3 separate regions of the Homo sapiens genome follow, and regions 1 and 2 are each linked to region 3. Evidence: chromatin loops called from intact Hi-C (ENCODE). Cell type or tissue: Calu3. All regions are shown on one strand.

What was found. Peaks named below come from ENCODE experiments on the same cell type or tissue, not always from the same donor. Only the 100,000 strongest peaks of a DNase experiment are listed, where the experiment ranks them.
Region 1: it touches region 3 in a loop (5-fold over the local background); 2 of 110 quality-filtered maps call a loop at or near these places.
Region 2: a loop joins it to region 3, with 3 times the contacts of the local background. A loop is called at or near these places in 2 of 110 quality-filtered maps.

What each region holds. Positions count from the first base shown.
Region 1 is chr7:38,928,407-38,930,906 of GRCh38, reverse strand. No RefSeq gene overlaps it. Among named protein-coding and RNA genes, the nearest start is that of VPS41, 20 kb to the right of the region's middle. In Calu3, a CTCF peak has its summit at 1,338; DNase peaks (open chromatin) are centred at 786 and 1,146.
Region 2 is chr7:38,885,432-38,887,931 of GRCh38, reverse strand. All of the region lies in intron 2 of VPS41 (VPS41 subunit of HOPS complex), which reads left to right. Among named protein-coding and RNA genes, the nearest start is that of VPS41, 23 kb to the left of the region's middle. RefSeq lists enhancers at 965-1,481, 1,482-1,998. In Calu3, CTCF peaks have their summits at 1,120 and 1,356; DNase peaks (open chromatin) are centred at 731 and 1,411.
Region 3 is chr7:38,829,718-38,832,217 of GRCh38, reverse strand. VPS41 (VPS41 subunit of HOPS complex) reads left to right here. Exons shown (of 29, transcript NM_014396.4): 5 at 1,890-1,964. Among named protein-coding and RNA genes, the nearest start is that of VPS41, 78 kb to the left of the region's middle. In Calu3, no CTCF peak of the experiment used is centred here; DNase peaks (open chromatin) are centred at 1,207, 1,987 and 2,227.

The sequences.
Region 1 (2,500 bases), 99 kb before region 3:
CTTGTGGATGAAGGGGAGTTAGTAGAATATTTTAAGTAGGAATGGGGTAGGATCATGACTAACTCAACAAGATGTTAAGAGAATTTGAGAAGCAACCATATGTGAATGTGATACATTTGTAGAAATTTTTATGGCTATATTTATCATCGGTGATCATGCAGGGAAAAGACCCAAACACTGTATCTCTCACTCTGATGTTGGGCATTTGTGTTCTAATATAATGTCCTATGGGAATAAGGTAAGACTACTCCTCTATAGGAAATTAGAACTTGGAAACTGAGCCTTGATTAATGGTTGCAGGTCAGCCTTTCCTGTTTTCACTCATCTCTTCCTTTAACCCGGATTCCAAGAAAGCTTGACAACTGTCTACACTGATGTGTAAAAATGGCCTCTGCCAAGGGAGGCAGCCAGGGCTGGACAGCCAGTCCTTCCCATTTAAATATTCTCTCTTCAGTGCCAACCTTGGAACATATTAAGGTGATAAAGTTGCTGCCAGATATGTGAAGAGAATAAGGTTAATTTTGTTGTCTTAAAGGAGAGGAGCCATCCGGTGTTGCTATAAAGCAAATATAAATCAATAAGGCACTCAAATAAGCTCAATATCTAGTCCTTGACAATCAACAGGAATATGTTCCACTTAATATGGCATCTCACCAGTTAATTTATTGCCAAAATGTGACAGGGTTATGTGAAACTTTGGTTATAAATTCTAGTGCATGTAGTTCCTGCTATCTAAATTTTCTGCTTTAGAGTTCATTCTGGGGCTGGGGGCGTGGAAGGATAGAGCATGCTTATTATGAAAGGTCAGCATGCGGTGATTACAGCTTTTCTAAATCTGGGTCATGGGTTTATAAAAGGCTTATGATCCATCAAAAGACCTCTCTGAGTCCACAGAATGAAAAGAATGTAGAAAAACTATTGTTCAGGGAAATGCTTTGCTTGTTATTAAGATGTGGTCATTTCAATTATTAACTTATTTTGTAATGCAGTCACCCAACTAGAATTCTCTACTTCAAAGTGTATGTCTTTGGAATGTTACATAATCTTTTCAAAATAGTATGTCTTCCTTTCTGAAAAATTCATTTCTCCAATGAATTAGGAAGCTGAGTCACTTCCTTAATCAGGACAGGCCCCTCCCCCAGGAGTGCTGTTCGGCTCCATTTTAACTACCCTGGCAGGTGGCGGCCTGGTTTTTAGTTCCTTGAAATCTACAAATATACCCTTCACTTTGGAAGAGGCTCTTAGCTCAAAATGCATTTCTTTAGAAAGATTCACTGAGAAGAAGTAGGGGAAAAAAAAAAAAAACACCACAAAGCCATGTACTTAAACAGTCTCTTTCAAGCACCACTTAGTGGCGTGGAGCTGAACTGAAGAGATTAGGATTTGACGTCTGACGTAGTCACTCTGTAGCTCCATAATCAAGGGCTGTCCAAGGGTGAGTATGGGGCCTCGGGTCTCTGGGTTAGTGCCAATTATTGAAGGAGTTTGGGGAGAAAGGGAGGGAATAGGAAGGGCAGCCTATTTCTATGAAAAGGAGAGGATTGATACCAGCACTGGAGTGGAAACTGTAATGAAGGAAGTGGCTATCTGGTTGGCAAGGCCATGATTGAAGGGGTCAGATCCCGTGAAGAGCACCTGCAGCAGATGGGACCCGCGCCACACTTCTGTTGGATTTTGTCAATGGGGACAGGGGGAGGTTTAAGGGAGTGCTCTTTCAGAGGCTCTTACGTGCATCATTCACTCTAGGGGTTTGTTTTGTTTTGTTTTTGAAACAGGGTCTTGCTCTGTTACTCAGGCTGGAGTGCAGTGGCACCATCACAGCTCACTGCAGCCTTGAATTCCTGGGCTCAAGTAATCCTCCCACCTCAGTCTTCCCAGTAGCTAGGACTACAGGTGTGAGCCACTGCACCTGGTTTTTATCTGTAATTAATGCCAAATTTTACCCTTCAGAAAACAGTATAGGAAAACTCCTCCACTGAACTCTGCAGGTTGAATGTTTATGGCTAAACCAGAATGAAAGTTATGATAATGCAGGGTAATAGTTATTAAACAACAAATAAAAATTCTCCAATGATAGAAGGGGCCTTGAGAGGCCACCTAGCCCAACCCTATTCCATCAGCCCTTTGAACCTGACAGCACTTACCATATATAATGGGATGAACTACATGCATTTCTGCACCGCCTGACGCATGGTGAGAGTCACATGAGGACAGGGAACTTAGCATTGGGCTTAAGTAATACTGGTTTGACGTTTGTTGAGAAGCCATGAAACAAAAATGTATAAAATAGTGTAGTACTAATGGACTGAATCCCTATTTAGAAAAGTGTATAGTAATCAAGTAAAGGTGGTGGTGGTCATGGTGTGTGTTGGGGGTGGGAATGGGGTTAGAAGTCAGATAGGGTTTTTTTTATGACTACCTAGCCTAGAGCGATTTCTGGCTGGTAACAGTTTGTTTCATCTAAGTCTGTATGCAGTGGACTTTAATGTCTTCCTGTGCA
Region 2 (2,500 bases), 56 kb before region 3:
CTTAGTTTGACTGGATATGAAATTCTGGGTTGAAAATTCTTTTCTTTAAGAATGTTGAATATTGGCCCCCACTCTCTTCTGGCTTGTAGGGTTTCTGCAGAGAGACCTGCTGTCAGTCTGATAGGCCTCCCTTTGTGGGTGACCTGACCTTTCTCTCTGGCTGCCCTTAACATTTTTTCCTTCATTTCAACCTTGGTGAATCTGACAATTATGTGTCTTGGGGTTGCTCTTCTCGAGGAGTATCTTTGTGGTGTTCTCTGTATTTCCTGAATGTGAATGTTGGCCTGTCTTGCTAGGTTGGGGAAGTTCTCCTGGATAATACCCTGAAGAGTGTTTTCCAACTTGGTTCCATTATCCCCGCCACTTTCAGGTACACCAATCAGACGTAGATTTGGTCTTTTCACATAGTCCCATATTTCTTGGAGGTGTTGTTTGTTTCTTTTCACTCTTTTTTCTCTAATCTTGTCTTCTTGCTTTGTTTCACTAATTCGATCTTCAATCACTGATATCCTTTCTTCCAGCCGATCGAATTGGCTATTGAAGCTTGTGTATGCTTTACGAAGTTCTCATATTGTGGTTTTCAGCTCCATTAGGTCATTTAAGCTCTTCTCTACACTGTTTATTCTAGTTAGCCATTCGTCTAACCTTTTTTCAAGGTTTTTAGCTTCCTCGTGATGGGTTAGAACGTGCTGCTTTAGTTTGGAGAAGTTAGTTATTACCGGCCTTTGAAGCCTACTTCGGTCAACTTGTCAAACTCGTTATCCATCCAGTTTTGTTCCCTTGCTGGCGAGGAGTTGTGTTCCTTTGGAGGAGAAGAGGTGTTTTGGTTTTTAGAATTTTCTGCCTTTCTGCTCTGGTTTCTCCCCATCTTTGTGGTTTTATCCACCTTTGGTCTTTGATGTTGGTGACCTATGTATGGGATTTTGGTGTTGATGTCCTTTTTGTTTATGTTGATGCTATTCCTTTCTGTTTGTTAGTTTTCCTTCTAACAGACAGGCCCCTCAGCTGCAGGTCTGTTGCAGTTTGCTAGAGGTCCATTCCAGATGCTGTTTGCCTAGGTGTCACCAGCAGAGGCTGCAGAACAGCAAATATTGCTGCCTGATCCTTCCTCTGGAAGCTTCGTCCCAGAGGGGCACCTGCCTGTATGAGGTGTCTGTTGGCCCCTACTGGAAGGTGTCTCCCAGTCAGGCTACCCAGGGGTCAGTGACCCACTTGAGGAGGCAGTCTGTCCGTTATTGGAGCTCAAATGCCGTGCTGGGAGAACCACTGCTCCCTTCAGAGCTGTGAGGCAGGGACATTTAAGTCTGGAGAAGCTGTCTGCTGCCTTTTGTTCAGATATACCCTGCCCCCAGAGGTGGAACCTAGAAAGGCAGTAGGCCTTGCTGAACTGCGGTGGGCTCTGCCCAGTTTGAGCTTCCCTGCCACTTTGTTTACACTGTGAGCATAGAACCGCCTACTCAAGCCTCAGTAACGGCAGACACCCCTCCCCCCACCAAGCTCCGGCATCCCAGGTCAATCTTAGACTGCTGCGTTAGCAGCGAGTAAGGCTCCATGGGCATGGTACCTGCCGAGCCAGGCACGGGAGAGGATCTCCTGGTCTGCTGGTTGCAAAGACCGTGGGAAAAGCACAGTATTTGGGCAGGAGTATACCGTTCCTCCAGGTACAGTCACTTATGGCTTCCATTGACTAAGAAAGGGAAATCCCCCGACCCCTTTTGTGAGGGTGAGGTGACGCCCTGCCCTGCTTCTGCTTGCCCTCTGTGGGCTGCACCCACTGTCCAACCAGTCCCAATGAGATGAACCAGGTACCTCAGTTGGAAATGCAGAAATCACCCATCTTCTGCATCAGTCTCGCTGGGAGCTGTAGACCGGAGCTGTTCCTGTTTGGCCATCTTGGAAGTGACGACTCTTCGTTTTAAAAAGCTGGTTTTCTCTCTCTCATTCAGAGGGTATACATTCTCTTGATCTATCCTCAGATTCAGTGGTTCTGTCTTGTGTCATCTCCACACTGTTATTGAGCCCATCCAGTGAGTTATGTCTTTTGGTTATTGTATTTTCTAGTTCTAAAATTTTCCTTTTTTTAAAAAAATTCTATTTATTTTCTGAGATGTCCTATTGTTTCACTTGCTTCAAGAGAATTTATAGTTACTTGTTGAAACATTTTTCTAATGGCTACTTTGATATTTCCAACACTGGATTCATCTCACGATAAACATTTTAATGCAAGACAATATTTAAATCATGAAGACTCAATTGCTTCAATATTTCCTATATGCCTCATGTTATGCTGAGTCCTTTATGTGGATTATCTCATTTAATATGGACCACAGTCCTATCAGGTAGTATATTTGGTGGGAGAGGCTGGTTATGCTGAAGTAACAAACAGTTCCAAAATTGTAGTATCTTAACACAACATTTATTTCTGAGTAGAATTAGTAGTGCAGGAAGAGGAAATTGAGCGATTAATAATACAGAAATGTGATCATTTTCTGTAGGGTTT
Region 3 (2,500 bases):
ATAAATATACCTCATACCCTAAAAATAGAAAAGAGCTCTTATAGATTGACAAAACAACAAACATGTTAATAGAAAAAAATGAGTAAGAGAAGTGAACAAGCAGTTTACAGAAGATCAAATTAATTGGTCAATAGACTTAAGAAAAATGGTTAAGTTTATTAGTAGTCAGGGAAATGAATCAATGAATATTGATTGTTGGCAGAAAAAAAAGTGAAAAAAAACCCTTCTATTGCTAATAGAGGTACGTGGGAAAAAGGATTATCTTACCTTAGAGGTATGATTTTTTTCCCCCATAATGTTGCTAATGTGATGGCACAAATGGTTTCCATTCAGTGAGAAACATGTTGTAATGGAAACTTCGTTTATTTGCACTTGGAATGCTATTGTGTGACATACATAGCCCTTAGTAGCACTGTGGCTTTAGACCACTCACATAAATTCTTGAAGCCTCATTTTCCTCATTGTGAGATGGAGATAACCAGCCTTAGCTGACTGCTTTCCTCTGGGGTTGAATAACAGATCTTGTGTATGCCAGGTCTTTGCAAATGATATAATGTGATTTACAGAATATTAGGATAGGCCATGAGCTTTTCAATACCAGAGTCCAAGAACAAATTACATAAACGTGTATATAGAAGGAAAATCTACTAAGTGTAACTTGCAGTAAAGAAGAGCTTTGTAAAGAAGGCTTGATGTCTTAGTTACTTTCATTATTGGATCTCAGTTTTCTGAGCACAGAACAACGCTCTCCAGTAGAACTTACTGCAGTGATGATGTTCTGTGATCTGTATGCTTTCCAGTACTAGTCACATGTAGTCGTTGAACACTTGGCATGTGTTAGTGCAGCAGAGGATCTGATTTATCGAATTTTAATTTAACTTTCAGTTTTAAAGGCTGCATGTGGACAGTACCATATTGGACAGGAAACCTAGGCTGCACACACTTACTAAATTATAATTTGAGGCAGCTTACAACCAGATGCCAAAGAAATTACAATCAGAGGTAGGTGCAGTTTATATTTGCCAAGACTAAAATCGATATTTAAAAAAATGTAGTTTGATGAACTCAAGATCTGAATAAGTAAACTATTAACAGAAGATATTCAATTTGAGGAAGGAATTTATTCAAAGACTATAGAAGTTGAACATTTAGACTTCTCAGCCGGAAGTCCAGACATGCTGGCCTAGGTGCTTTCCCAGATCAGCTTTTGCTTTCTTTGTAGATTCCTTGCTGCCAGTGCAGTATTCTTCACTCCTCCCAGGTTGTAGCCCTGGCTCCTCTCTTTTCTCTGTTTTGATTCCCTGCTATGAGCTTCAGTTTATTCTTCTACAAAATGGATCAAATATCTATCTTCAAGGAACCTTTACTCTTCTGACATTCTAGGAACTTTAAGGAGCTAGCTGATTTTTCATGGACTGCATTTCAGGGGTGTCGCTCATGTGGTGATTTAGGGATCAAGATGAGAAAGGATTTTGTAGCCAGGAGTCTCATCCTCCATGTCAAAATGTCTTTCCATAGCATCAATCAGTGGGTGGCCTTTTTGAGGTCTGGGAGCCTTGGTCTGCCCTGACCTTTGCCTACTTGATCTGAGATATTTTTCAGTTGAAGATCCCACATTCAACTTTGCATATTTCCATTTATTTTATCATCAAGCCAAACCATTTTAAGGCTAAATATTTTTTAAAAACTACTCTGCAAGCTCATGTTGTAGCTGCCGTAGGCTTACTTTTCTTCTCATAGTTTCTACTGTGCTTTGTGTAAGATAGTTGGAAACTGTCATTATTTAAGAAGAAAACAAAGAGCTTACTATTTTACAAAGAGCAAAGACATTGATTGTTGATATATATTTTCCTGAAGTTTTACACATCTTTTTGTCTTTTTCTTTTTAGAGTCCTGTGAAGATAAATCAGATTAGCTTGGATGAAAGTGGAGAGCACATGGGTGTGTGTTCAGAGGATGGCAAGGTATGGCAAAGATGTGGTCATGCAGAGAGTTCTGTGGCGCCAGCCCCAGGTGATCGGAACAGCACCTTGCTTACTATATAACTGCATTAAGACAATCTTGATTATTCTTTCTGAGTATTGAACTTGCTTCTGATTGGTCATAATTGAAGTAAAATATATTTTGCACAAATGTGCCTTAGGAAAAGTAATTACAAGAATGTCAATAATGTAACTAGTATTAAGCTGATTAACAGCTGTGGCAGGGTGACGTGTCACCTTAATCATTACTACCGTGCCACTTCTGCTTCAGTGACTAGTCTGCAGTTCCTGCAAGACAGTAGTTTAATGTCTTTCTGCCATAAATCCACAAAATTGGATTTTGTGGGCATGATTTCTGTGGGCCAGTGGTTTTCATTTTCACACACAAGTTATGAATGTTTCTCTTGAATTATAGAATCTTTTGATAAGCAATCATAGTTTATCAGAAGAATAAAGTGTCTTACAATGGCCACATTAAATAAATGTAAAATCAATATATGTACAGTTTTCTAAAAACC